Linked DNA regions of Homo sapiens: region 2 is linked to region 1. Evidence: chromatin loops called from intact Hi-C (ENCODE). Cell type or tissue: MCF 10A. All regions are shown on one strand. Links, peaks and the distances in the headings refer to the core of each region. The heading gives the core; the rest is flanking DNA. Region 1 has its middle 50 kb from the start of LINC02144. Region 2 overlaps MEF2C (myocyte enhancer factor 2C).

Region 1 (16,293 bases), core at 3,596-11,595:
ACCTGTGTATGGTGGCAGGTGGGCTTATGAGCTATTGTTACCATGCTGAAACTGGCTTCCTATGTTTTCTCAGTTTGCCTAGAGTAAATCTGATAGACATTAAAAAGAAACTGCCCAAATTGAGTGCCCCTGTGTGTGCGTGTGGGATAGAGTGGAGGAGAATATTCACTTTCATGTAAAAATGATACAAAATTATAAGAAATGTTAATGCAAATTTTTCCTTTAAATGAATTTCAGTGCTTATTGGGTTAGCTCACTCTCAAGAAAAGGATCAATTTAGTGAAGAATCTCTCCCTGATACAGAGTCAGAACTTCAGCTAAAAGTAGGCCAAGAAAATTCCAAGGATTCAGATTACAAGGCAGCTTGGGAGTGGTTAGATCCTTGGTTCTTTTAATTCTTCTTGGAGCTATGTGAAATAGTACAAGTTTCTAGTGCTGAGGCCAATGTCAGGGTGTCTCATCTTCATATCTCTCAGGCACTGATCCTTCCTCACCATCAGACACTCCAGCATCAACTCACAGAAAGACAACAAGGAAGAAAGGGATCCATCCATATGCTTGAGAAACCAATTCTCTCGGCCAGGCAGAACTGTCTACATTGAAACTCTTTGTTTGCTTCTCTTATATACACAGAACATCTTGTGTCTAGTGAAAACACATATTACACATTTTGTTATCCAACCTTTAGAAAAGTGTGATATGGAAGATAGTTTGTATAATAAATCATATTATAGTTGATCTGAGTAATTATATTATATACATACGGATGTGCAAGTTTATAGTAGAATGCTTTTACTATATTAAAAAACCTTTTGAAATGTCTAAAAGTAACTCATTTTGATGCATCTAATCATTCAGTGGATAACACCCAGGGCTTGGATGCATCACTATAAATGACTCAGCTTTCCTTTTAATAGTTTAAAATGCAGGGCTTGGACTAAATTAGGAATCACTTACATGCTTACAGACGGAAGGCAGATAATGAATGCCTGAAGTAGGCTTGGAAGAAATCTCTCTAAGAAGTACTGAGGACTGGGCAAATTGGAGAAAGTATGCCCTGTCTAAAGAGAATGGCAAATGTTCAGTCCCAGGTGATTTTATCCTGCAAGAAAGAAGACCCACTGTTACAAAACCTTCTAGTTTTTCATGAGAAGCAAGGTTTTTTAAAAATGTGAAATGCCCTGGGTTTTGAATTAAGAAAAAATCTGCTTTTGAGAACTGGGCAGGCCAAACAAAGCATATGTGAGAATGGGTTCTGGCCTAGAAGCTACCAGTTTATTGCTGCAGACTAGACGATCTATGCCTGTTTTTTTGACCCATGTAATGTGTAGTTATATATGCAACTATTTCTTGAGTATGCTGTCTCAAAAATCCCTTAAAATTGAAAATATTCAGTCAACAAAAGCGTGGCTGAATTGAGAACATTTCCTCCTAGACTCTATTAAAAACACTGGAAGATGGAGGAATGGGAACAGTTATACTGTACTGTAACTTCAGCAAAACTTTTCATTCTGGTCCTCATGTTGTGCTCACCTATAAACTCTGGTTAAGATGAACTCTGGTTAAAAATTTCCAAATGAATACAATATTGTGCCCAGAGAAAGGGTCCCAGGGAAAGGTTATCAGACTCCGGACCGACCCAGAAAATGTTAAACAAATAGTATTCTGTGCGAATTAGTCTTGACCTCATCTTGTTTAACAATATCTTACTGACTTATTTATATATTTATTTTATTTTAATTTAATTTAATTAATTTTTTTTTTTGAGATGAAGTCTTGCCCTGCCACCCAGGCTGGAGTGCAATGGCACGATCTTGGTTCACTGCAACCTCTGCCTCCCGGGTTCAAGCAATTCTCCTGCCTCAGCCTCCTGAGTAGCTGGAATTACAGGCATGTGCCACCATGCCCAGCTAATTTTTTGTATCCATAGTAGAGACAGGGTTTCACCATGTTCGCCAGGCTAATTCAAACTCCTGACCTCCTGATCTGCCCGCCTTGCCCTCCCAAAGTGCTGGGATTACAGGCGTCAGCCACCGCAGCCGGCCCACTGACTTACATGACAGAATGGCATGTTGCTTATTATTCTAAGACTGGAACTGGACTTGATGAGCTGCCATCCACCTGGCTCAGTCTTAACTGTTGAATAGGGTAGCTCCTCTTTGGAGCATTCTGCTAGGTACCTTAGAATGATATCATGGAAAATGTAAAGAAATGAAAATTGCTTCCACTTTAAAGATTTTGGATATTACTTAAGATATCAAGCATATATGTGAAATAAAATAACAAGTTTATTGTATAAACTGATATGGTAGAAATTAGTGCCGAGCGGTGCCAAGACAGAGGAATCCAATCAAGTGAGGTAAACTACCACAAAGTCCCAAGAGGTCAGTGCGAATGTTGTATGGACTTTGAAGAAAGTCTGGTCAGGTGAGGCAGAGATAAACAAGGCATGACATGTCTACTGTGTTTTATGTTTAAAGTAATAAGAAGAATGAGTCATGTGCAAAATTCTCTAGACAAATGAGATAAGTGGCAGCAGATATGAACAAGGGGAAAATGGCACCATTCCACAATCCATAAAATGGAATAATTATATGAATATGTCAGAGAATAATTACCAAATTCATCCATTAGAGTTTGTTTTCATATTGTATTAAATCCAGTTTGTTAGCATCATGACCCCTGATTTCTACCAAAATTGAATGCTTTGATTATTGACATATCTGATAAAAGTTCTGTTTCTGCTTTTGCTAAGAAGTTAATACTATAAATATACTGTTACTTACACATCCAAATTTTGTTCAATTTAAGAAGCATATAGGAAAAGAAACAGGCTTTATAATCAAGTGATATGCATAAAGAACATGGGACAGTTTCTGACTCACATTAGTGATGAGCATGGCATGGAGGAATGATGTGTAGTAAGATGAAGCAGACATAGATTTGAATTTATTTTGCCATTTGATAGCTGGTGACCATGGGCAAGTGATCCAAATTCTGTTAGTCTCAGTTTCCTTATGTGTACAATATAAATACTTCCTAATTTGTGAGATTATTCTAAAGATGAGCAATAAAAAATACAAATTATGGCAGATGGCTTTGAGTAGCAGCTATTATTATTTAAATGATCAGTATTAGCCATATAATAATTTTCAGTTCCTTTGTAAAATTTGTGAACACTCTAGCAATGAATCAATTTCTATATTGCTATTGTAATGAAGACAGGATATTATTCTTATGTTAGGAATTTGGGGTCTAAAACTGTAAGAAGTAAAATACTTCCTAAGTTTCTTTACCATAAATTTCTAGGCATTAACAAGTTTAGTCTTAGCTGTTACACATATATACTCACATTTCTACCACTTATAATCAGATGTTTGCTGTTTAAATCGATGTGTTTTTTGATACAAAGAAAAAAAGGAAATTCCCCCAAGGATTCTTGCAGAAAATTAATCAGCTGATTTCTAAACTTCACTGTGATTCAGAATGCCTTGTTGAGTCTTGAACACATGTATTGTTTTAATAAAGCAGATGCTTCTATGTGGGGGCATGGTTTTCCACTCTGTTTCATTTAAGAGGCAGACAGAATGGGATACTGCTGCAGCCTAGCTGTGTAACCTAAAAGAGAAATACAGCCCAAGAGAAGTGAAAGAAAGGGATCTAACATCCAGAATATCTGCCTTTAAGTGCAGCATTAGGTAGAGAGCACCTGACCAATGACATTCATTAAGAGATGTCCATACACCAAATATACTCCTACACATAAAAGGGAGGAAAGGACTCCCTTAATTTGTGTTTATGAGACTGCAAATCGTTCCTCCAGAAAATACAGAAAGACCCTCCCCCGGGTATATAATATAAATGCCAAAGTTAATTAATTCTATTAATTCCATTAAAAACATTATGAATAAAAACTGAAAAATTCAGATATCTCTATCATCTATCTATCTATCTATCTATCTATCTATCTATCTATCTATCTATCTATCTATCATCTATATCTCCAGGGAAACTTAAGATAAAAATAGACACAATGAAAGAAATGCAAAATGTAATGCTTATATAGAATTGTTTTCATCTGCATTTCATTCTAACACCTAAAGAATGAGCCAAATTATCTTATCCTGGGAGAGATCATGCTTAAATTATGAAGACTTTAATATTTTCTTTATCAAAGCTATTTTCTATCATAATTCAAATTTTCCTTTAGTCTTATAGATGGAGCTTCTTTATTTCACTTCATGAAGAAAGGATACAAAAAATTATCTACATAAGCTTAGTAAGATTAAAACATACAAATTTTAGTCCATCAAAAATGGTAGATGCTTGTTTTTTAATACTTGTGGATTTCTCACTTTTCAGTACTTTTGACTATCAAATTCAAGTTTTCAGATAAGCCAAGTTGAGCAGCCTGTGGCCTAAAAAATCAACTATACATATCATAAAGCACCATTTTTTAATCATAAAGCTACAAACATCTGCACTGATTACAATTAAAAACAGTGTAAAAGATTATCACTCCAATTATAGCTTCTTGTTCTAATCAAAACGCAGCACTGTCCTCAGACAGCAATGTGTGATGCCTACATGCCTTTTTCTATGAAATAAAACCTCCCTGAGGTTTTTTTCCTTTTCTTTGAAACAAAGAATATGTATAATTGTAGTGAATTTATCAGAAAAGTAGCATTTTACTCAGATATATTTTTTAAACTGTTTGGAAGTCTATTTTTCTGTCTATGTGAACCTATTTAGAAAAAATGCAGAAAAGCACTATCATGCTACTCAACAAAGAAGTTTCCAGCTTTCTAAAGTTTTTCTGAATATTGTTTTAAGGAACACTGCTGTATGTGGTTCTCAATAATATTGACATTAAAATTGGTAGAAACACTGCTGGATTTCAATTAAAATTGGACCAATATTACTTAGAATTTTATAAGTAGCTTCTTTTTACATTTGAAAATAAAATCAAATTTCATATATAATAATTATTAGAAAATGTAATAAAAGTACAGTTTTAAAATTACCAGATAATGTCTTCAGATAAGAAAATTATAGTTAAAATATCAGTTTTAAAAAATCACCAACCAGTTGATCTACTAGAATATATATAGATATCATCTGTAAACATTTATTGTTTAAGATTTCATATTGCCATTCCAAGAAAAAATTGGAAAAAAAAATGAGCATTTTGTGTAACATGAATTTTTCCCTATGGTTGTTTGAAAGGCGAAAACCCAGACTTGACCTCTCTTTAAGAAAATTTATACTAAAATTAGTACAAAGTAGAAAAATCAAAGAACATTCTTTCTGATTCAGCATTTTTTTAAAAAGCATCCTTACTTTAAAATATTTGCTCATAGTCTAAATTAAATGATGAAATATAAATGTTCAAAAAGAACACAGCAAAGGCAAATAACATCATACTTATCAGAGAAATGTTAAATTCAGATTTTATGAATTTTTGTTTGTTCATAATTGAATCCTTGAAAGTGAATTTTTAATATAAACAAAAAAACAAAATTATTTTCCACTTGTATATTACTTATAATGTTTGAAAGGTTAAATGTGCACACCTCTTCAACAAGTACTAAATTAATTTACTAAATCCCTTCAAGTAAGGATGTTTGATTTAAAATATTTATCAGTCTTTGAACACCACATGTATAGAGAAAGTCGCAACTTGTATTTCTTATTGATTCCCAAACGCAATAAAATACATGGGGTCTTCAAAATTCCTATTAGTTTCCCACCAACAGCCCCTTTTATTGGTGATTTAGAAACTTTAATCCTGGTTCATGACTAATACTATGCAGATGTTTGTTATACAAATATAGAAATTAGCTTCTTTGTATCATTAAAAGGTATCTCAATGAAAACACCGTAAATTTAATTTTTCACATTATCCAAAAAGGAAACTATATTTTCAGAGTATAAGAGTTTCCATCTGTAGATATAATAAATGTAATATTAAAATGTGTGACTCAATGGTATCAAAAGGGAGAATGCCTAGGCCTATGAAATAACTCTCAAATAGGAAAAGAATGAAACGTCATTTTGGTTAAGTAGACTTTACACTAGTTGAAGATTGATTCATTAAGCAAAGTTCAAGCACACTTTCTATTCATATAAATAGTGTGTATAATGCCATTTTGCAAAGATGACAGTGGAAACTTGTATTTCTGAGAGTGGCTAAAATAGCTTGTAAACAGTATCTTTGCAATTTGACATTCCAAGTGCTGCTTGCAGGGCAGCACATCTGAGGGTTGGTAGGGGAAGAGTATCTGAGGATAGCACTATTTTGGGTGTTTCCAAGAAGCAGAAAGTTGGTTCTTTGATTTTATTACCTATTATTGTCTCAAATTAGAATGCCAAAGGGGGCATTTTATTAAAATAAAAGCCTGATGAATACAAGCAAAAAAAAAAAAAAAGCTTCAAGCCGTTGAGAAATTTGAAATCAAAACAGAAATTTTAAAGAAAAGTATGATGTGAAAATAAAGGAAAGTAGAGAAGAAGAAAGGAAAGAGATGTAGCAGATAATTAGACAAAAGTGAAAGGAAGGGCCCTAGTTCTGAAACCACTTCCGCTTAAACCAAAATGGCACCAAAAATTTTAAGCCAGGGTATTTAAACTGCTGGAATATTTCATCCTGAAAAATTATATTTTTCAAGCAAAATAACTACTTTGTGTCCAAATTCTCTGAATAATTATGGCAATTTCTCTCTTCTATTTGCACTTCCATTTGCATTATAGGCACTACTTAAATACAAACAGGAGTGGCTCACTGAGATCACAGAAGAGAGACTTCTCACAAAGCCGCTAGATGGCGTGAGAGCACTGCATTGGACCTGCTCTGCCACACGGCCGCGTGTAACATTGAGGCGTTTATTCTCTTCACGCTGAGAGCTCAGTGTTTAGTCAAGTAAGACGCGTTTTCTTTCAGAGAGATCTTTCTGTGTTGCATGACACTTTTTAGGACACAAAGGGGGTATTCCGCCCTCCCCATACACACACTAAGAAAATGTCGAATTAAATTTGGAATAGTAAAAATCATTTCAGTATTTACTGGGGCTTCCTGAGAACTTTACCTTTCAGCTCTTTAGGGGATAGTCTGCTATTTGTTATGCAGCCTTCCTTAATAGGTAGTTATAGGGAAAAAGTCCCTTCAGCATTATGCCTGTGCTCAAACAACTGCAGACAAAGTTTGCATATTCTCAGTCATCCCCTCTCTTTTTCCTGATTTTTTTTTCATCAAAAATTCTCTTTGTTTTTCTTCATCTGATATTGTGGGGTCCCTCATTAAGGACTGTAATATGAAAAGCTGGATTTAAAACTGCTGTCAAAAAGGAGGTTGTCCTCTTTTAATATTCTTTACCAGCAAAGCAAAAGGAAATGTCTTTGTTCTTGCTTTATAAATGCAATGTTTTTTGCTTTATTTAATGTTTCTGCCAGATCACTAGGCACCTTCTAATCTACCCTCCCAACTTTGAGATATACTTTTATATTTGGTCTTTGCAGATTCCCAATACATGCATGAGGCATCTCTCTGTGCCTCCACAACAGGACTAATTACCATATTCCTCCAGATATTATCACTATCTCCCTTCACAAAGTGTCCAATGTAAAAGCTGTTTTGATCTTTCAGATAAGTGCCTTAATTTAAAATAATAGCAAAAAGGTAAAATTAGGCCTCTATGCTCAGCAGTGCATGAATGACAAATCTGTTGTAGTTTGGGGTATATTTTTAAAGATTCCTTTTAAAACCTCTTATAGCAAATTTACATATGATCAAAAATGATATTACACATTGGCGAACTGAAGTGCATAATTTACTTCATATGCTACTGATATAGTTATGTTTATACGTATAATGGGTTTTACAGTTTTGGTATAATATCATACCAGTTCAAAAACTGAAAGATTTTTAAAAGCATTTTTTTTCAGTTTTTATCCACCTCTGAAAAGTTATTTTTTTCCTGTATAGTGTCTCAGAGCAAGATGTATCATTTTTAATGTACACTTTTAGCCCTAATATCCATGAATTTATGAAAACCGGAGATTTTATGAGGGCATTCAACTAAAATATTTGTCAAAATAAGAATTCAATAATGTAGTTATACCTCTTTAAAATGCAAATATTGGAGAACAAATGGGCAACTTGGCAAAACTTGCTTCATAGTGTTACATTTTTGTTTTTACCCTGTGTAGTTCTGGTTTATAAGAACATGTTAATTTGTCATATTAATAGATGAAATGAGTCATTTGGATTATGTTTGAATTGGTTCTAATCTTTGATATCATGAAAATCTTCACTTTGGATATAAGCTCCCTAAATCCATGACTATTATTATACAACGTGTTGCTATAAAGCAGACAGATAGATAAAGATATCTTGAAATAGGAGCTCCATGTGTGCACAGCTGATTTTTTTTCCTCTTAGACATTCTATGTAATTCATAGTAACAGGTTAGTCAATTGATCATAAGGAATGTAAAACAAGACAAATACTTTAATCATTTTGAAGTCAATTATTCTATATACAGATCTAAAACAATTGCTAGAAATATAATTTTAGCTGGTTGTGAACGGCCACTAAGCTTTTTCGTGACAACTGACTGCTTAACATCAGTGGGACATTAAGTTACTTTGTGCTTGAAAATCCACCAGGGAGTGTATATATGTGCTCTAAAGCTGCCCACTCAGTTCTGTTTGATCACTTGCAGAAAACCAATAGCTTCTCACTGATGCTGAGAGGAGTATTGCCTCCATAACGGATTATAATGAAATATTTCAATAAAAACCCTTTTTAAAACTTATTTTTTTTTAAATTTGCACTTCCATGTGAATAAATGACTGAACTCCATAAAATGAGTAAACAGGACACTTTCAAGTGTTCATGGCAGAGAAGTGATAGGGCAGAAGTGAAATAGACTAATCTTTTTTGGTTCTTTTTGTATTTGTATGTCCAAAGAGTTTGATAAAATTTGCGACACAACCAGAGATGCAAACAACCAGAGAAAAAAGAATAGAAAATGTTGTAAATGCTTTTGTAGATGCAGTAGGCGAAGCAGAAAAATTCAAATTCAAATTATATTTGGAGTCACACCAAGCAGATGTAACTAGTATTTGAAATTATTAGTAATGCATTGTATTCTCATTTGTCAATTAGTTCTCTGTAATGTCGGAATTCATAAAATATAAAAGAAAATCTATTGATCAGAATCTCACTTAAATAACAAAACGTTTGTTTTATTTTGTTGTTCGGAGAAAGTCTTTTAATATTGATTGGCTTATTTGTCCAGGTTAATTGAATATCAAATAATTTAATAATTAAATGTTCAAATAGCTGAATATTTAAGCATTAAGCTAATTAAGTATTGATCCCTGTGATAATAAATAACATTAAATAGCAGAGTTGTGATTATACAGAAATAAGCTCTTAAGTTTTTCTCACCTAGAAATTTTTTGTTTCATGCTGTAGTGAAGATTCTACAAAGTCATTGTATATTTTTAAGAAAAACTAAAAAGAGACCCACCAATAATTTGGAAACTGTTAATAAAATAAGTGTACTTTCTTTTAAAAACTGCAAAATTACCCTTTTGTAGACCAGAATATCATGTTTGAATTACATCTTTTAAAATAAAAATCTTGTTGGAACAAATTAGGAAAATAAGGAGGTTTTAAAGAAAGCCAGAGAAAGCATATAACATCTTAATGTGACTGAAATTAATATCTCTTTAATATGAGTAATATAGAAGAAATGGTTTTTTTAAATCCCCCATTGATTTGGGGAAGACATTATACTTGATTGTTGACTATTTCATTTAATTCCTTCACACAAACTTAAGTCAACTATTCCAAAAATCAAGAAAACTTTATCAACATAGTATATTAATTCTAGTTTTCCAAGTGTTTTCACAAATGTCTTCCCACAATGCACTGCCCTAAGTATTTAATCTGTGACCAAGGCTGGGTCACCAATAAGACCAAAGTGATAGCCACAATCTCCATTTCCATGTGCAGTCTCATCAGCCTCAGAACGCTTAGTTTTCCACCAGTCTCCAGTTACAAAGGGCTGCATTCCCACTTTTATGGAGTACAAGATTAAACACATAAAATAAAAAAGTAAAATAAAATAAAGTGCACTAAAACCAAATGGCAGATATTTGAATATAATTAATGTTGGACTTCTATTATTTGATTACACTAAAGATAATATGTGTCTTTGTTCCAAGAATAATATGTCTCTTTCCTCCTTCTCTTCTCTTTGCTGCTTGAGTGAATTGTTTATAAACATGTAACATTCTTCTGAAATGAACTGGGGATGGGGGAGAATGAGAAAGAATGAAATAGAGAAAGAGAAACAGAGAAAAGTGAGACAGAGACAGAGAAACAGAGACAGACAGAGGGAAAAGGAGGAAGGAAGACAGAATTCAGATCATCTGGAATCCAGAAATCTGATTCTGCAGGAAATACGATAGGAGGGCCTATACTACTTTCAAAGGTTAGCTTTAGTTAACCACAGCAACATACAATTCTATAAACTCTTCTGTCTCGGTTTCTTTCTCTCTTTCTCTCACATAGACATATGTGCACACATAACCACACACACACAGACTCATACAGGCCTCTGCCCCAAAATGAAATAAAGAGGGATGTATATTGCTAATCCTCAAAAACAACCATTTGCACCTGGGGTTGGCAATGGCACCAAAAAGCCAACCACTTTTTCTACATTACAGTTCATTAAAATGCCACTGACAAGTTATGTCTTTACAGGAAACAAAACGTATCCTGTTCCTTAAGGAAAATCCAGATAACTAGAACCAATACAAGCCCTTACCCCAGTTTGCTAAATGGGCTCAGGCGAGATGGAGGAACAGCCTGAAACACAAAACCATTATGTGAAAAATAACATTAGTAATTAATCTGATTGAATATTTAAAGCAACATTTTTTTTGAAGTCATCAAGATGTTTTTCCAATCTTCATCAGTCCTCCAGATTTTTATTATTTATTGAATGATCACACAATAATAATATCCCCAAGTATATAACCCATGAGTATATTGGTGCAGATCAAAATGAAAAAAATCTGCTAACAACTTCATCAGGAATCCAAAGGCTTAGGTAGAATTAGAATTCAAGACATCAAAAACCTCAACAACCTATTTAATCCTTTAACCACTAGGCCACACTCTCTTTCAAAATTGTTAATAGAAACAACATTGCCCTTTTTGTACAGCTGTAGATGCCCTATTGATCTGTATCACATAGCATTTAACACTGGATGATTTGGCTAGGAAAAGCAATGTTCACTGTTCCATGGCAAATCAGACAACAATGCTAAGATTTGCTATAGAACCAGGAAAATAGCATAGGAGATAGGGAAACAACAGCCACACAGAACAAACCTCATTTGCACGTTTTTCACAGCTATTTTTTACTCCATAAGAAAGCAAAGTAGTAGAGTGCAATTGTATTAAAAGTAAAACTATTTCTGCCTAACGCAGATGTGGATCATGGGAATGGAAACCTAATAAACCAACAGCTGAAGGCCACATTATTGCCCTATCCTCCTCCCCTAGCTCATTTAGAAAATGACATGTTTTTCTTCACAATGTTTTTCCCCTCCTCTCTTTTTAGTGGCAGTAATGCTGAATGCTCTTGACATAATTCTTCGTTCACCCCTGACAGTCATTTTTTTGAATACTATCCCAGCAATAAAACACCTGACCTCGAGTCTTTCAAATGGCCATTGGCTTAGGTTACCCCAATTAGCCAGACTCATTTGGAAGTATCCAGAGGAGTCAGGTGCATCACTCTTCACTAAACTCAGCATTCGGAGCAAACACATCTTTTTTTAGGTCAATTTATTTTTCTAAGGGATTTTTCTATTCCTCTATGATCTAAACATAGAAAAATAACAGGTTTAAAAAATAATCTACAAGTATGTAGAATTCCGATACCAATATTTCTGCCTTGGAAGTCATATAGGGCAACATGCCTAGTTCCCTGAAAGTTGCTTTTCAATATTTAAGGATAATTGAGAGAATTAGGTGTACAAGCATCAATGGAGAGCGATTTTATTTACATATAAGGAAGCTACATGTCTGCATAACTTAATGAAAAGACATACACACTTTGTGCACAGCATACATCTGTGATATCTGTATGTTTGGGTCAATGTATTTTTGGAGTACAGATCTCCCAAATCAATAGCTCTTTATTAGAATCCCCTTAGGTGGAGAAGAAAATGTGTACCTCCAGAGATAAAAGTATGTTTATTACATGTTTGTGTGTGTAATTAAATGTAGGATTTTGCCTCAGGAATAAAGCTTGGACTAAATATAAATAATAATTAACTGAGGCTTCTTAGAGAATTTTGGCAAAGGAAAATGGATATTTTCAACATAAATGAGATATGAGAAATTAAAGGTATATTTAAATTATACTAAAGGCAGGGCCCTTTAATTTTCAAATTATTAAACAATTAAAATTTTAAATTATTCTGAACTAAAATGCATGTTTATGTTATGTTTCTGATACAGCAATCTCTTTGCTCCGTTTATTTTGTATTTAATATTTATCAATAAGTACAAGACTTCCTAACAAATGTATAATTTTTTTTCCATGAATCTTTTAGAATTTGTGTGCGCTACACAATTTTGTCACTTGGCACATTTTTATTCCTTCTTAAAAAGGACAAACCATGAGAATCCTGATAGACTATACTTGAAATAAAATAGGAAGTCCACACAACTGAAGGTGAACAAATAATGCAGGCTGAAATGAGTATCTCTTCGAAAGACTACAAGCTTCCTTTTGACATTCAAGCAATTCAGTAAGGAGGGAAAGCGAAATTGAATTTAGCCGATGCAAATGAAATTAAAACTAAATTGGTTGTCACATCAAACTGATGTTAACTATGTAAATGTTTTCTGTTTATGAAACTACAGTTTAGAGTATATAATTCTGCAAAAATAAGAATATTTTTGTGTTCTTTTAAAATATAAATTAAAAGGGCAGATTATGAAATTGTTTAAAATCCTTGCCACTTACCCACGTAATATCAAAGGACCTATGAATCATGAAAACTGTGGACATAGAGTATTGAAATAAACATACACATATAGATATGCACATCAATACACATGCATGCTTTTCTGGCCAAGCAGTACCCCATTACATCATTGCTTCAAATGCATTCATTCTCTTCAATATTGTTGGCTGTTTCAGGTTAACTACCAAAATCATTTGCCTGAGAAGCGAGATTTAATTGTCTTACAACTACCTCTGTGAGGTACAATAGGGATTACAAGTACCCATTGATTATACTATTGGGTAGAATAAGGGACTCTTATTCTAGCATTTCTCATTCATTTTGTCATTGCATTCTCTTTGAAAGAGACCAAATGGGTCCCAGCAGGTGAAAGCAAAGAAACCTGAAAGGCCCCCTTTGATGAATGACAATACCACAACCACCCTCCCCCCCACCATTTTTGGAGATTATAAAACCTTATTAAGTCATGCCCTGTTAGATATTGATTGAGAGGGAGCTAAACTAAAACCAACAATAGCAGCATGGATCAGAGAACACTGCTTTCATCAATGGGCACTAAACACAGCTAAGCTTTCCAATCTTTTCTGGGGGGGCAGGGTGGGGGGACTTTTTTTTTTACTATTTACTTTTGTTTAAACCATTATCCTAGAAAGTCATACAATTATAGCTACTTTGTCAGTTAAGAATAAATCGTAGTTGTCTAGCACTTCATCTTTTTGAATGTAGCAGTGTATTGCACAAACAATATTATACTTGGTTAAGATTCAGGATTATTATTATGATTATTGGGGGGTGCAATTCTGGGTAATTATCATAATTATTCTTGACTCTGGGACTCCTTTGATGACAACGTTGCTTTAAAGTAAACCACTTGGACATAAAACCCAAGATATTTGAAAAGAGACTGCTGCCAGAATCAGAGTTGAAAACTCACCCATATTTTAAAGCTATCTTGATTATCAGGCTGTTTGCGTTCCTGGGCTGTCTTTTCTGCCATCTGTGAGCGCCACAGCAAACAACCCCTTTATGACAATCACCTCAGTATAACTTGAATATGTCTGCTTTAGAGGAGACTTCTGTAATAAGACTCTGTGCTAATTAACTGTCAGCCTTTTTAAAAAAATAAATAAATAAATCAGCAGACTGCATTTTAGAAAGACACTCCACCAAAAAATTCCCAAACAAGATTTAAGTTTATGTGCCAGACTGTAACTTCTACTCCATGTTTTTTCAGGCCTTCCTCTGAGTAAATCTGTTTACTTTAAATACTTCTCATGTGATAAAGGTTTTCATTTTTCTTGCCAGTTGACTACAGGTAGTAACATTTGCTCCTCCTTCTAAACAGCTACTTGATTCAGTAACGTTATCCTCCAAAAATAAAAGAAGACAAAAAAGAAAGGAAAAGGAAGGAAAGGAAAAGAAGGAAGAAAGAAAGAAAAGGAGGGAGGAAAGGATGAAAAAGAGAGAGAAAAGAGTCAGGTGTAAAAAAAACTTTTTTTTTTTTTTTTTGGCCAGAAATGGTAGTTACATGGCAAAAAAAAAAAAAAAAAAAAAAAAAAAAGAAAAAAGAAAAAGTAAATTAGGGTTGTTGCTATTGAAAACAATAATAGTTAAAAGGGCCAGACACTAAAATTATTAGTTTAATATTAAGGATAAATAATTTCTAGTTCAAGAGAAAGAATTATTTGTAGAAACAGCATTATATTCACTGAAAATGACTTTTTAAACAGTCTCTAGAAACCATAATTGTCTTGGAAGAATATAGGAATCAAGGCTTATACAAAACAGACACAGACACTTAAAAATTCATCTTGGTGAACTCTTTCCTACATACTGGATAAAACCAGTAGTAACCACTTGAAAATAAAGCATTAACAATAATATTCCTCTAAAAATATAAAACATAAGAATGAATGCAAAAGTTTTTATTTTCTTGTTAAAATCCACCTTGAATAATGATTCTCCAAAATATACACAAGAAATACAATTTTTAAGTTGAATATAATAAACAGAAAATAAAAACAATACTAAATTATTTTATGTTTTAGGCAAAATTTCATCTCTTCATATTGTATAACTTTTTTACTTAATTTTCAAAGATTTAAATTGCGTTTATAAATTAGATTTTATTATTAAATTATTTTTTTAAGTACTCAAAATGTTACCTAATTGTTAATCAATATTTCCCATTTGTAGGGTCTCCTAGATTTGTTAGCTTAGACTTTAAATTTAGACATTACATTCTTTCAACATTTTTAAACATATGGCATTAAATATTATAATTTATAAATTTTGTTTTGTATTTTTATTTCAACACCTTCCTAATGTCATACTTTGAATGCAGATTTAAATAAAGTATTTAAATATTTAAATCAATATATCGAATTTGAGTAGAACAGTTAACTAACAAAAAATTGCCAAGTTATGTGTTGGATGATAGTTTCCTTTTAAAATATGATGTTGTGCATACATTTTTATAAATGCAGCAATTCAGTTGAAAAGTTTTAACATTTGTATATGCTAGCTGATACAGATAATTAAACAACAGAATCTGTTGCTAATTTTATTTTCATTAGATTTGATTTTTTCAAGTGGGTATCACCTGTTAATTTTGTACTGATTAGTTCAGTTCCTTTACTGATTTGTGTCTCTTAAAAGAAACCTGAGAGTTAGTCATTTACTGTATGAAAAATTTTTAATTCAGTCATCAGTTGGCAATTTTAGACTGCCTTGTATCTTAGGCAAGTAACTAGAATGTAAAATAACTAAGTTGCAATAATAGAATTTTTTAGTGTCTATAAAGTACATTTTCTGTTTTCCATTTTAAAAAAGTGCTGTAATGTTAATTCTTCTTTAGATTGCCCAGAAATAATAAAGCATAGTAGTAACAAAAATATCAAAATTTTGTTCAGTACCCTCACTGAACTAATAATACTTAAGGTAGGCCAAATCTTCACACTGTTATGTAGTTGGAGGTGTCTTTCCTGAGTACTTTCTCTTGTATCACATTTAAGAATTGCAAACAAATTAGAAATTGTTTTAGCTTTAACACTAAAATATAATAATAATTCTAATCCCTATCACTTTCCTTAAAATTGAAATGTAATTCTGTTTTGTTATTTTATTATGTAGCCTTTTGTGATCAAATTACATATAATCTCTGAGTAATTTCCATGATCTCTGACTAGAATTTCGTATGTTTAGATATTCATAAAACAACAATGCACTGTACCC
Region 2 (15,614 bases), core at 7,593-15,592, 940 kb after region 1:
TTTTTAAATTTTTTTGTAGGACAGGCATCTCACTATGTTGTTCAGGCTGGTCTTAAACTCCTGGGCTCAAGTGATCTGCTCACCTCAGCCTCCCAAACCATTGGGATTACAGGGTGTAAGCTATCACTTCTGGCCAGAAAGTATTATTCTTTATTTTTGAAAAAAAATTATTTCAATTGATAAATAACAATTGTACATGTTCATGAGGGAAAGCATTATTCTTTTATTGCCAGTAGAACTCTAAAGTAAAGAAAATGTTTTTTGATTTGCTCAAATAATCTTTTTCACATGCAAAGCACATAAACCAGGATAGTAAATGGGAAGAATGAAAAGATGGAAAATAGTGAAAAATATTATTTTCAGCCTCCCAAATCTTACTTGGAAATTTAGCTGATGAATTTGAAAGTACCAAAAAGTAACATAGTCTCCATGCAATTTCAGCTGATTGTTATGGACACAGGAGTTGGTAAGAATGACATGCTTTCTGTGTTCTAATACTATAGCTGGGTTGGTCATAGGGGAGCAGGTTACAATGGCAATGAGCAAGGAAGCAACGGAAATTCAGCCAAGATCTCTAGATTTATAGTCTTAATATTAGATGGCTGATAGGATAAACTGATTATTAACTAGGCAGAGTAAATTAAACCTTATAGGATGAATTCTAAATTAATATTTGTGATTTAATTATAGAAAACTGCTTGCTTAAGTAAGGCTCTTTGGCCAGTTAGTGTAGTCAATAGAGAAGCAAACTGCTAACCTTAAGGTTGTGGTCGTGTCATCCAGAACTGACAGCTGAGGCCATCTGTGCCTGGAGAATCCTAGAGGCGAGCCTATCAGTCCTGAGGTTTGCTCTACACACTGGCATTTTCTTTCCAAAGGCTGCTTCATTAGAGGAGAGTTCCCTGTAAATCTATTCAGTGTGTGGCATTTGCTTTTGGGGGGAAGCCTTTTTTTCAAACTAAAATCTTAAAAAAAATAAGTGGCATATCATATAGCTCAAAAATAAAAACAATATTTAAAAATATGTGTTGTTAAATCTTTCCTCTCATTCACCTCTTTCCCCAACCCCTTGCCATGTTAGTAACTACTTTCTTCATTTCTTTTTTTTTTTAAGTTTTTTATTTTTAATTTTTTTTAGATGGAGTCTCGCTCTGTCACCCAGGCTGGAGTGCGGTGGCATAATCTCGGCTCACTGCAACTTCTGCCTCCTGGGTTCAAGCAATTCTCCTGCCTCAGCCTCCCGAGTAGCTCAGATTACAGGCATGCCACCACACCAGCCAATTTTGTTTTTTTTTTATTTTTAGTGGAGACGGGGTTTCCCCATGTTGGCCAGGCTGGTCTCAAACTCCCGAGCTCAGGTGATCCACCTGCCTTGGCCTCCCAAAGTGCTGGGATTACAGGTGTGAGCCACCATGCCCGGCTGTATTTTCATTTCTTTGTGTGTTCTTCTAGGGTTTCTTTATGCAAATTTAAGAAAACTTATTGTTTTGGTCTCCTCCTTTTCTTACCTGAAAGGTAGCTTACTCTATACACTGCTCTGTTATTGCTTTTTACCTAATGATATGTTATGGAGTTTTCTATATCAGTACATAGAGGCTTTAGTTTGTTTTGTGTTTTTCAAAAAATGGTTACATAGGATTCAATTGGGAGGATGTACCACAATTTACTTAAGCACTCCTGCAGGGATAGGGACCTTCCCTAAGACTTTAATCATGAATATTACACATATAAGCTTTTGCATACACATAGGTTTGCATTTCCAAACACGGCTCTCTCATTTGTAAAAATAAACGAGTATATCATATAGAATATTTCTGGAATAAATGTTTGAAGAAAGTAATTGTTTCTGTAACTATCACTTCTAGAAAAGCCTGTGTTTTGATATATTTAGCACTAGTAGTGTGAAGCTTTGGGATGAATACCTGCACAGCTCGGCTTTCTCTGTAAGTGGAGTAGGTGCTTTGAGCATTAGTAAAGTAGGATCCTACCAAATTATCTTTTGGGAACGTGATATTCCTAAAGAAATAAAATAGCATACTGTGGTCATCATAGGAAAAATCAGAACTTTGTTGACTTCTTTTACCATTATTTTACAGAGTAGGCTTGTGTTTACTTTGAGTAACTTGTGGGAGAGTAGGGCTCCCAATCTTTTCAGTGATTAGCACCTATCAAGTTTTAATGGAGCCTCAGCAACCCTCTGAGTTAGTGATAAACTCTGTGACTTGGAGAAAATCAGTGCTTAGAGGGAATAAGTAAGTTGACAAATGTTACTTAGCTTGTAAGGGGCATTGTTGGTTTAATTATTAACCAAGACCTCTCAAAAAAACTGCACCCTTGTCACAGTGTCATCAAGTAGGTTAAATAAGATCATGTAGGTCAAGTCCATTGTAGTGAAGGAACTGTTAGTGTCTTGCCCCCACTCACAGGCCAACTTCAACGTCTGTTTCCTCAGGTTACCCCTACCATTGCAACCTCCCAGGCATTGGCTCTCCCTTGGTGGAGCGTGTCAAGGAAACTACCAAGGCCCGTACATTTCTGGCCCTGGAGTGTTTGAGCAAAGTGCTCTCCTAACTACTTTCTATTCCATGCAGAATTGTCCCACTAGTAATTCATGTTTCCTCCCATTTCAGTCTGGTCCTTGTACTGAGTTGCCAGATTCAAAGGGTGAGCATCCTTTCTAGAAGTTGGCTACTAAACATGGGTATATGAGGGCTGGAAGTTCTTCCTCCAGTCTGAAGCAATCCAGACTGAGTAAGAGATGAAGCTGATGATTTGGCAGCCAAGGTTATTGATAAGATCAGAAACTACTTTAAGGCCAGAAACAATGACCATTTTCCCATGTTTTCCTAATTCTAACTCTTAACAAAAGTTCCCAGGAAGGAGGCCATGCTTAGGACAGGAGAGGTTAAAGAGCAGCCTCATTTCTGGTGATGGAGATATTTGCTTTCAGGCAATTCGGACAGTTGGAATCCAAGGGATATGCACAGTAGGGAAGTGAACTTGGCTTTACTCCTTCATCACTGGATCTTGTTTAGAAGTCAGTCTGCAAGGATAACACATAGGAAAGATGCCATAGAAATATGCAAACAAAATGGAAAAAGGGTTTTCTCAAATCACAAGATGAAAATTCAGATGCTCTGTTCTGAATAGGGTTCCCTTGCCAAATTCAGTATCTCTATTTAATCCAGACTTTCAAACATAATTGAAAGAAAAAAAAAACACCCACACATCCAAATCAGGCCAGCATTAACTGAATCCTGAGTTTAAGTCCTTATTTACAACTTTCTCATATTCTAACTCAACATACTGAAAACTGAAGTGACTACCTTCCTCACAAAGCAGTGACCTCTCAATTTCCAGTTTGGACATTACTAGGATCCTAATCATTTAAGCCTAAAACTGTAAACTTTAACAATTCCTTATCTATCACCACTCCTACCATTAATCTAACCATTTACTGAATTCTGACAATTTTCTCTCTCCTAAATCTTTCAATTACTTGCTTAAACCTAACTCTTTTAAATTTGCGATTATATAATCAGAGGCAAACTAACTCTTCCAGTCTTGTCTCACTGCTCCCCTACACACGGCTACACTTTACGTAAATAGAAAGGCCCACAATTCCTGTAAGTTTGTCTCTTGCTTTCCCATCTCTGTACCTTTGTATCTACTATTTCTTCCCTGTGAAATGCCCACATCCAGGGATGGTGTCATGATTCCAGGGCCCAGTGCAGAATGAAAATGTGGAAGTCCTTGTTGAAAAAGTGAAATAAAAGGTTCTCTCTGTTAAAGGTACTAAAATATAAAACAGTTCACTTTTTCCTGTGTATCTCTTCTGTTCAGGCACATGCTCTATTGTCCTACAGGACTTTGCTTACAACATTCAAACTCAAATATAAAATTATTAAGGATAATTTTATTATCAGGATATTATCAGGATAATGATAGCAGAACACTAAACGAAACACAAGCTAGGGCCATATGTGACTGCAGGGGTCACATGCCCACAAACAGCTTTGAACTCATCCCCTTCTGGGCCTTTCTCAATCCTGCCCACCTTCAAAATCAAGTGAAAGGCTTCTGCTGGGTGGATGAGGAAGTGTCCATGCTCTGAGCCTCTGGTCTGCTCTGCCCCAGGATGGCCAAAGTGGCTCCCTCATAGCACTTTGTAGACTTCCCTGAGAATGCCTTTTATCTCCTATTAGTTTATAAGTTTCCTAAGAGAAAGGGCTACAACTTCATTCATCCTGGAATCACCACATGAGTTACATATAATAATTGCTTAATACATGTTTGCTGAAAATGAATACAAGAGAACAAAGCAGAAAGCACTGCTATTTTGAAGCCACATGCAACATTTCCTCGAACTGCATTCTTTTTGGAGCAGATATCACTACTAATGCAAAAGTCCAAGTTCTCCAGCTGGCTAACTGGTGGTGTCTTGTTTTCCTTTTCAGTTTTTAAATTAATCTTTCTATCAATCTTTTTAAGGACATTCCCCTTTAGAGATTATTATTGAATGTTAATAATGGATATATTTGATAGTCTCTAAAATGTATGAATTCACTAATTTATTCAGATTTATAAGCCTATGTTTTCAACTTTTAGAAATTACTTCGAAGAAGAAAAAAGGAACTCTTTTGGAAACACTTTCTACAGATTTTAGTTAAAAAATAACTTATGGTACTGCTTTTCACAGTGGCTTTTGAAAAATTCTGTACATTTAAACAGGTTATCAAAGATCTTCATGGAACTTCTTTGATAAAGAAGTTGAACCATTCAATAAGAACCTTAGACTTCCACCACTGGCTGAATTCTGTAATACCCTAAGAACCGTCATCCAATTCACACCCCTCCCACACAGACACACATATCCATCTTTTCATATAATATTTTGAGTTGAAAACTGAGAAAGCTCATTTGTGCTTGTGGCATAAGCTGCTTTTTAAAAAACACAATAAAATTGAATAAATTTAAACAGCAAAACATTAATTTAAAAAAATGCACCACGGACACTGCATCACTAAGAAAGCCAGTAACTTTACTGAATTGTCTGCAAAATACAAATTATACCTTATTTCCAGCAGGAGAAACTTTTGAAAATTTCCCACTTTTATTCACTACAGACAGCTGAATTAAGTCCCTTGAGATACACAGATGTGGTTTAACTTAGTTATAACATCTTGTCATCTAGTGGCGACAAAGTCCAGCTTATGCCGCTGTGAGCCTCTATTTGAATATTTGTTGCAAATGCTTGTATGCCCTCATTTACAAGCGATTTTAATTACTCTCATTTAATGGAAACAAGTCCCCAGGAAAAGAAAAAGAAGAAAAATGATACAGCAAACCATCTGAAGCAATCCAAGTCCTATGCCTACAGTGACCCAGGTCTACTTTGCTCGAAGAGAACACTGGTACTGCATTCAAACCACAACAGAATCCGTCACTTAACTGACCTCTCTGAATTAAACTGAGGTATGAATCAATTTGAGGTATGAACAGGGAAGGCAAAATGCAATACCAGATTATGAAAATAACCAAAATGGAAAAATTTGATGTAGAAGATATGTGGCTTGGATTGCTCCACATCTTTGGTTAAAACATATTAAGAAAAGCCTTTAATTACATCTGTAGTCTGAAGCATTCTAACAGACACCAGTATTCCAGCAATCTTCAAAAGATCTGTAGTGGCAGGAAATTAACGCCATAAAAGTGACGACATCACGGCAGATGGCACAAATGAGAACAGATGAAGTATGCCATGCTTAGGCAACAGCCTTTATTGAGGGTTCAAGTGGCTTCTTCTTCTTTAAAAAAAATGTTTTTTAAAGAAAGAACTACAAAGCGTTTACTCTCTGGAGAAACAAACAACAAAATAAAGAGGGCAAAAAATGCTATCTCTAAGTTAAAAGATGGGTATGTAAGAAAAACAAATCCATAAAAGTGTGTGAGGGCAGACATTCTTTTAAAAAGTGTCTTGGAATTTTGTTTTTTCATTCTCACTTTAGTTAACTTTTAAATGATCTGGGGATGACAGGTATTTTTATATTCATCATTACAAAATGCTAAATTCCACCTTTGGGAAAAAATAAGCCATTTTACTAAAAAACACAATTTTTAAAAAGGTTGAAATAAACAGCCTCCACGCAGCAATGCATACAATATACAGGTTGTGCAGCTTGCGTATATTGCATCACTGTTACCAGTATTCAAGCTTCATATTACCAAAAATCTTTTAAAATAGGATTAGATATAACAATACTCGCAGCCGTGTAAAATGCCACTTATGGATCTTTTACTTGCAATGAAGAATGTTGCCTAAAATGTTACTCTAGGACGGGTTATGTAAAATAATACTCCCTCAGGGCTCTGCCCTAAAGTCTGGAATACAAAGGATTTACTGTGATTAAAAACCATACTAGCTTTGCAAATACAATAAATGGTAAATTACAGATAAGGTATAAGGGTAAAGATAGACCAAGATTGTTTACAGAAAGTGACTCATCAAAATCAAAATTGTGCTTCTTCTCATTAAATCATCTTTTAAAAATTCTCAGATTATCCCTTCCCTATCTTGCCACCACTTTATAAGAATTCAGTAGTGGGAACAAGAGATGACTGGCATCCATTTTCAAGTGATTCTGTTCTCTTCATGTTCTTATAAAACTATTGTCAGAACTGCTATAAATAGCCAAGGCTTCTGCTGGTACTTTAGCTTACTTTATCTTCAGCATTAAAAATTCACTTTTTCTTTGTTGCTGAGGCAAATTGCAGGTTAAAAAACTAATATGGCTATTTCTTCATATTTTCATGTAATGACCCTTTCCCACCCACTGGTATCTACTGATATTGATATACTAAAGTATTTTGAAATGACAAAGAACATTTGTGAAATGTTTGCATATTTTATACACATCAAGTTAGAAGGATGGGTTGTAAGGATGGGATCAAGTCTATGGTGAGGAAAATGATTTTCTTATTTTATTCCCCTGTGCGTGTGTGTGTATGAGTGTGTATATTTTCAGGGATGTTTTTGTTTTTCCTCTGCATAAATGTTATTCTTTCATGTTCCATGGATACCTTGAGTAGTGGGATATATATGAAATGGTTGATAGATTTTTTTTTTTTAATATATAAAACATTAGTACAAGGCAGGCTAGCATCCTTTATGGATACAACCAAAGGTGCATTGTGGTCTAATTGTGGATTTCAGATCAAGTTAAGAAAAATATAGCCTAGTTAATAAGGTCTCTTGGCTTCTGCCACCCAGCGGCAGCCTTTTACAATGAGAAACACATAGCAACTATGCAAGTAAAAGAGAAAAAATGGATAAGAAATGTCCTACACATGATATAGCAGTGTTGATATTACTGCCTATATCTTCTTTGCTGTGTATGTCAATGCATATGATTGGAGATGAATCGACAGATCTTCACATTCCAAGAGAAGGAAAATCTTTCCTAGACTGAAATATCTTTTAAACAATATATATTGACTTTCTTATGGCACTCACTTATTAAAGGGTCTGAAAATTAATCCCTTATAGACGAATATTAGACAAGAGTCATTTTTTTTAAATTAAAAAAAGGGACATAGAGAGGTTCTTTATGGGATTTCTTGAAATGGCTATTAAATCTCTTTATTGAAGAAAAAATAGATGACATACATGCTTTATGCAGAAGTGACATTTGGGGGTCCTGACACACCGGGATTGTTCAACAGTCCTATATTGCTGACAAGATTGTCAAGGGTCAGTTAAAATAATTAAAAACGGATGACAAAGCAACTATCCCTTTACCTGCTTCCTTCTTGTCTAGCACCCAGTCTTTCACATTTTTCTTCTGTGGGAATTTATAACTTATTCACCAAGTAAATTCCATATCACTTGTTTCTAGGGCCATATTTGCAGGACATGTGCCCCAACATAGCTTTTCTATTCTGGGCATATTTCTAAAAAGCGTATCAAATTCTAGGCTGAAAACCAACCAGATGATTTAGAATATGGGCAAGTTAGGATATGCACTTACTGAATTCCAAGATGCATGGTGAAATGGTGAGATCAGAAAGGGGCCCTGCATTTGATAAAAATGCAAAAAACAAAATAAAAATAGCATGAAAGAAACTAGTATATACAATGGATGTCAGTTGACCCAATAGATTGCTAATGTATTAAAAACAATTTAGGGTGTTGCAATGTGATATGTTCTAACCCCACAGGTTATCCTTTTGACAGCTGACCTTAAACTTATAAAATGTAAGCAGAGTAAAAGAAAACAGAAAGAAAATAGTTACTCAAATGTGCAACTGCACAAATATACCCCCCTCCCGCTATTAAGATAACAAAACTTCTGCTATTACCATAATATTATATATATTAGAAAGCTATACACAAGCATGTTAATTTCACAGATTTTTTTAAAAGATTCTTAATATTTTATATAATTAGAAATACACATTTCAAAAACAAAACTTCTACAAAGAGAAAACAGTTATCTTGGTTAGCAAAGCATGGAGTTCTTCATGGCTTAGGGTAGTGCTTTCTATACAAAAAGTCCTTTTTGGTTTTTTACAGGACTGTTTAAAATATTAGCGAAGCTATCAAGGGGAAAAAAACACATTTTGGCTTAAGTAAACTACAAAAAGCCACAAATGCTTTGCAAACTCTGTCTTACCTTTTATATGAAAATAAGCAAAATGTAATGTACATATTTTTATATTTTTATTTAATAAGAGATGCAGACCCAGATTTATTTATTTATTTAATTAAATATGTTAGCCCTCCAACTCCACATTTTTTTTTAATAGGTATGGTCCTCTTTTAATGGTCTCTGATCCTTTTTAATGAGTGCCATACGCCAATGATATGCCTGCAGGTTTGTGAGCATTCTTGGGATGTCAGGTGACCTGGTGTGTTCCTAACATTTACCAATGGCCACCCATTACCGGGTCTGTCCAAGCATCTATACATTTTTCTATATGTTGCATAACAGCTGCTCTCTCTTTCAGTAAAGATCTGCCGCTTTTGGCAAATGTTTCCTTTTGTCTATTTACATGTAAATAACGTTGAACCTGCAACATGACACTATCTATTGTAACATACATTTTGCAAAGGAGCACAACAGTGAAAAGAAGTTAGCCTTAAAATCTATTTTGTACAAGTGTTCTGTTGTACAACTCAAGTGCTAAGCTTATCTCAGCATTTCTGTTTATCTTTATACTGTATCACTGAGGCAATTTAAAAGTACTTTTACAAAACAGAGTACCTGACTTTTTTTTTTTCCACACACGGCACATATAATGCATATCGACCCCCCTTCCCCATTAAGGTATAGCACACACACACACTGCAAGAAAAAAAAAAAAACTAGTAAGTAATAATCTGATCATGTTGCCCATCCTTCAGAAAGTCGCATGCGCTTGACTGAGGGACTTTCCCTTTCGTCCGGCGAAGGTCTGGTGAGTCCAATGGGGGAGTGGAATTCGTTCCGGTGATCCTCTCGGTCGCTCCCGTCGTACGAACTGCTACAGCTGCTCAAGCTGTCAACAGGAGATCTCCCCGCCTCGTGGCGCGTGTGTTGTGGGTATCTCGAAGGGGTGGTGGTACGGTCTCTAGGAGGAGAAACAGGTTCTGACTTGATGTTGAGGCTTTGAGTAGAAGGCAGGGAGAGATTTGAACTCTGAGATAAATGAGTGCTAGTGCAAGCTCTGTAGGAGGAAAGGAAACCCAGTTACAGATGAAGGAGGCCTGGAGGCCCCAGGAACTCACAATTAAATCAAACATCAGCTTAAAGACTCGCATAGACACCAGAGCATGCCCAGAGTGAAGAAAACGTGCTTGGAAGCACATAAGGGCATCGCCTTCTCAGGGCGATTTAGGATGCCTTTGTTGATTTGCCCGGTAGTAATTACAGCATTTAACTGGTCCAGGCCTCATGAATTATATCTCTAGTCTCCGAGAGGCTCCCTAAACATATAGGTTACCATTTCAGAAAGGTTTAAGACACAATGGAAAAAGCATTTTCTGTGTTCATGGACTCTATCCCTAGACTAGTTCTAAAAATTAAATTTCTAAGCATTTAGATACAGTGTTTAGCTCTGGAATTAGACTTCCTTGATTTACTAATGCTTGTGTTTGAATATTATTTTTAAAAGCTTATTATCAATATAAATATTTGCCTCCAATTAATAAGCACATACAGATGGAATCACATAGTCTTCAGAGAAAGTGAAGGGAGTTAAATTTTAAATGACTAGAACTCAAATGCTGCACAATAACTGTATCTGGTAAAAAGCTTTGGAGGTGGAAAAAATGGAAAGGGGGAGGGAAATTGAAAATTATCTGCAGAAAGTTTAAACGTTGGTTTTCAAACACTTAAGACTTTCTACTCCATTAAAACTGATAATTTGACTTTCTTCATCCTTTTGCAGTTACATGAGATGAAAATACTTTGTGTTCCACAATGACCTCAATTTTATTAATGTTAGTCACTCCCTGATGCGTGCGGTTCTTAGGCTACCACTCCTCTTATTTATCATTGGCATTAGTTGATGAATCTGGTGTTGCCTAAGGAAAGCTTGTTGCCAAGAAGGATGTAGTGTGATTTTACTGTGTTTATAATCCTTAATCCTCATATATTCCCAGAGAGAATAATTTTTCCTTTTTCCAAAATCTGGGAAAATTTAGAAACTTGGAATTCTAGAGGAAAAAAGTATTAAGCCCTTAAGTGTAGATTAGCAATCACAATGACTTTGATCAGGATAAACCATAGTGGCATTGCTCGCATCAATTTTAAGATGCTTTTACTCTTCTTACACTAATTACACTGACTTCCAGAGCTAGAGTCAGGATTACTTGACTATATTGTCAAAAGAGCATGGTACTCTCTTTTACTGAGGAAGAATCCAAGTGAAGAATTATCCATACAGACACACCCATTTTAAACAAAGGAAAGCAAGCCTACTTACTAATGTATGTAATTATGCTGCTTTCCAGTGGAGAGAATTAGTTGGCACTAACAATGTCATTATGACCACTGAGAGAAAAAGTATATATTTCAGAAAAAAAGTGAAGTAACTTGGGGCTGGCTTTTTGGGAGATGCAATACAAACTCAAGATGTATAGTGATATAAAATTAGTCAGAAACGAGTTTATCTTTGAGTGATGTTTTGTACAAAAGCACCACCTACTGGCAAAGAATTACTTTCCTTCTCCTATTAATAAATAGATGAGCTAATGTAGAGAATAATATAAAGGAGAATTATTTGTTTCCTTAATAAGCGTCTCTTTCTCTAGCTTTTATGATCTTATATAATCAAAGCAGTGTTAGCATTTATATCAAGAAACTACACTGACTGTATATAATTTTCAAACACCTGTTTATATTTGGAGCTATTTATTTGTAGCTTATTAATTTATAGTCTATCAGTTTACTAATTTTCCAAAAGTTTTAATTAAATAAGCCTTGTTAAAATGGGGAGAGGGAACACCTGTATTTCAAAAGGATTCATAATGGTAGACTATTTTATCTTGGTTCAAAGTTACTTAGTGATTCATTCTGATGTTTGAGGAAATCGTCTTTTGATTTCTGGAATAAAGAATTTTCCTGGCTCTAAGAAAGACCATTTCACTAAAATTTAATTAAATGCTTCTGCTATGAATCACACAACTATTTAATAATGAATATGAATTAGGAGTCTGAAAATAAAAAGTGATATGTCAATAAATACTTTTGCTTGCTCTTTGACATACAGATTATGTCTTCACAGGGAGGGTGACATAGAAAATTAGAAGAAAAAATTGGTGAGTTGGACAGTCTAAGCAGTTAATCTAGACAAGGTAAGGGAAAAATAATATAACCAAAATTCTGTTTCTTTAATACAGTTTTTGGAAGCTGCATTATTCACCTCTTTGCATCATCTTCCTATGTTAACTGGCCTGTATAGGTTTAGCTGTGTATCTTCCCCATGAAAGATGTAACAATTATTGGTTATCCCTTCCTACAAACAGACTAGCTTAAATTTATCTTTTGGTGGAATTTCATTTGACACTGAAAACATACATGAAGCATTTTGAGTAGTTCTGGGGACTAAATCCACAGTAGTAAAATGCAAGTGATATCTTAGATTCAGCTTCATTATACTGTGACATAGGATATAAAATAGAATGGCTAGTCTCTGTTAACAAAGAAGTATTTTCTTGAAAAGAAAAAAGTAGCATTAAAATAACTTAACTGCATATATGCTAGGTTCAGATATAAGCATGTTGGTCTACTTGAGAACAAAATATAGACACGAATAATTATAGACCCTGATAATTGTGAAATACTGCATATGTGTGGGTGGGTGATAAAGAGGTGGGTGGGGAGATAGAAGCCAGATATGCAAGTTACCCATATCAAGTCCTCTATGCAAATTTTCATCTATTACAGATGCTTTTGAATTGGGAAAACTCCTACCCTTTCCCATAATTGTTCAGAAATCAAACATGACTGGATAGTTTTATTCAAAATTTTTACTGCCTCCGCCTGGAAATTAGACTATCAAACTATATTTAACCTAACCTTTTATAAGTCATCTCTACTCAGAGTTATCTCTCTCAGTATGTACTGAACACCCACATCAACAAAGTTGACGTATGGAAATGCTTCCAGAAAACAGGCTGCCCTTTTTATAGGTGGTGGTTTAGAAAAACACTAAAACTTAGTGTTACACTAAATCAAATATTAGTATTCAAAGGACTTTCATTAACTCTTGATGGCAAGTTCCTCTGTCAGCCATCTCTCTCCCTATAGCAAATAAATTTGTGTTGCTTACTTAGCTTGGTTAGATAAAATCAGATACTAGGTTTTAAAAGTATAGCTTTGAAGACTTAAAGCTCCAAAGGACAAAATGAACTTTTTTTCCATGGACAAAATATGAAGAACTCTGTTTATGGTTTTGCAATTTTGAGAAAGAATTGTGGTAACCATCTTGGGCTGCTGGGAATATCTACTTTGGTGGAGCTGAAATATATTCCACTCTGCTATGAACATTGTCTCTAGCCAAAAGAATGTGAGCCCGCAACACAAATCTCTGCGACAACTTTGGCCTGGAAAATGTATCAATTCTTTTTAAATTGATTTACACTGTAAAGAATTAAGGATGCTCATGTGAATTACTTTACATAAGTATTGCAGCTTGGGATTTTTTAAAAAAACAGTTTAACATTTAATCGTGTGAATATGAGGTAGTCCATGTGAAGGAACCTCCTTTCAAAAAGCTACTCTGTGTGTGATTGTGAGAGGGAGAAAAGAGTGTGTGTGAAGCAGAGAGAGAGAAGGGCCAACAGTGGAAGGACTGGAAGGGTCATTCCATTGATTTGAGGGGTAAGGGAAGTGATTAAGTGCAATTAAAACTCACAGAGAAAACTAAGAGTCAAATTAAGCACAACGAAATTAAGTGTTGAAAGGAACCGGGAGCTGAACAAAATGCTTAACCTTTGGCTGTTGTAATTCAGTTCCTTTCTGTCTAAGGCTGTCCCTCCTTTCTCATTTTCTGAAACCTCTATTAGAGGCAGCAGAGAATTAGATTCTTCCTTGTAATAGAAAAGAGTTTTAAAATTGTAGTACAGCTAAAATATGTAAATAAATATGTGTTTATATGTAAAAATATAAATTATCAGGTACTATTGAAAACAAAAAAAAGCCACATTCAGAGAAAATAATATGGCTTTTGACATTGATAACTTTTAGGGAAATCTAGCCCTATAATGGATGAATTTTGTGAAAAAAATGGGAAATAAGCAGTTATGTTTATTTTTGACAAGAATCATGTTCAGTGGATTCCCTGCTAAGCCATAGCAGTTGATACTTTGTACAAAATATGTATACATGTACATATTTTTTAGTTGCCTGGATGGAATTATGTGCTTGGTGATAATTACCTGAAGAAGTTCCCACAGTTAATGTCTACTTGAATAGTTAACATTCCAGAGAAAATTTAAGTGTCCTAAAAAGATAAAACTCTGCGCTGATCAATATGTAATGTATCTTCAAAGTTAACTATCTTTCAAGAAAGCTGACCAACAGTATCACGTGAATTTATCTTACTATTTAAATGAAAGGTTAGATTTTCAATGACAGTGATTAGCGGGTAGGATGAACATAAGCAAACAGTGTACGGGTGAATATTTCATAATCAGATCACTAATATATGCTAAATCACTATCATGTGAAAGCTAGTGGGTGGGGGGAGAGAGGGCACCAGCAAACATAAGAGACACAAAGTTGTGGTATAAATCAGTGACTTTTATACTAATCAGTGTTTTATTCTCACTGTCTCCTTAGACATATGGATATATAACTAGTTAACTAATACAGCTAAGTGATTAACGATAACAAATGGCTAAGCAGAAAAGTAAAAGTGGGCTAGGCAGACAGAATATTTTTAAAATATAAAAGCTTGTTATCTTTAAATATTTTATATCCTCCTGGTATTTTCTTTTGAAGATTAATTGCAATTTTGGACTTATTAAATTTACAGTCAGGCTTTCAGTTAACGTTTTAAGCTTTTTTAAAAAAATGATTTGTTTTATATGAAATAGTGTGAATTGTGAATTCAGAGCTTTTTAAAGGTTTGAACGTTTCCATAGATAAATGACAAGAGTCATTTCTATGATAAAGACATATCTGAAAACTACCACAAGGGGGCAGAAAGATACATCCTCTGACTACATAAAACAAAAATTATTTTTATATCCAAATTTAGGTAATTAGTATTATATGTACTAGTTAGTATTATATACATATATTTCTTAAAATATCTATAAGTATACAACTATACTATGAGTACATTATAAATACATGAAGCCTGTGTATCAATTGACTAGTTGTTCCTATGTGTATTAGGTTAACATTAGCATAAACCATATGGTTTATGTGAAAAAAGAAAAATTCTCAAATATCTAAGCTTATACTATAAATGCCTTCTTATGTCCCAAATGAACTGTGTGAAAACTAAATAAAAATTATATCACTGATAGAAGTGGAAACAAATGTAGCCTAAAACAATAAGGAAAGAATTTACCTCATTATTACAGAGCTCGCTGTCCTCTTAAAAAACAGGTATATAAGATTTAAGCTACTTGAAAAGTATTGATCTGAAAATTACACTTGGATTTCAATAAAGTAGAGTTTTATACCCGTTAATGGGATATTGAAGCACATATTTAGAGACTGTCATTTGTTTTTCAAAATACATTCTAAAATTATATTATAAAAAATAATATTGCTTACCCCAACTGACTGAGGGCAGATGGTGGCATGTTATGTAGGTGTTGCTGTTGCCAGCCAGTTACTGAACCAAGGTGAAGAGCGCTGGCGGTGTTAAACCCAGACAGAGATGACAGGTCTGCACTACTCAGAGAGTACTCTAGATTAAAGAATAAAACAACAAGGGAAAATATTAAATTTAGAAATTATCAAATGGTAAATAGAATAAACATTTTCAATTTCCAAAATATTCTATTAGGATTATCGTTATTATAGATATTTTTAATTTTGAGGGGAGGGGAGATAAAGCATCAGCGATAATTCTAATTTAAAAGGAATATACTATAAACCAAAAATAAGTATTCC

The links. Hi-C counts contacts between places; a loop is a spot of excess contacts. Peaks named below come from ENCODE experiments on the same cell type or tissue, not always from the same donor. Only the 100,000 strongest peaks of a DNase experiment are listed, where the experiment ranks them.
Region 2: a loop joins it to region 1, with 17 times the contacts of the local background. A loop is called at or near these places in 18 of 110 quality-filtered maps.

Annotation. Positions count from the first base shown.
Region 1 is chr5:87,774,500-87,790,792 of GRCh38, forward strand. No RefSeq gene overlaps it. Among named protein-coding and RNA genes, the nearest start is that of LINC02144, 50 kb to the left of the region's middle. RefSeq lists enhancers at 12,588-13,334, 12,696-14,436, 13,335-14,081. In MCF 10A, for the core only: a CTCF peak has its summit at 6,825 (motif pointing right); a DNase peak (open chromatin) is centred at 6,842.
Region 2 is chr5:88,713,221-88,728,834 of GRCh38, forward strand. MEF2C (myocyte enhancer factor 2C) reads right to left here. Exons shown (of 11, transcript NM_002397.5): 10 at 15,273-15,408; 11 at 3,897-9,705. The coding sequence ends at 9,384. MEF2C-AS2 (MEF2C antisense RNA 2) reads left to right here. Exons shown (of 4, transcript NR_146284.1): 4 at 9,404-9,611. Among named protein-coding and RNA genes, the nearest start is that of GSCAR, 24 kb to the left of the region's middle. In MCF 10A, for the core only: CTCF peaks have their summits at 11,189 (motif pointing left), 14,700 (motif pointing right) and 14,916; no DNase peak of the experiment used is centred there.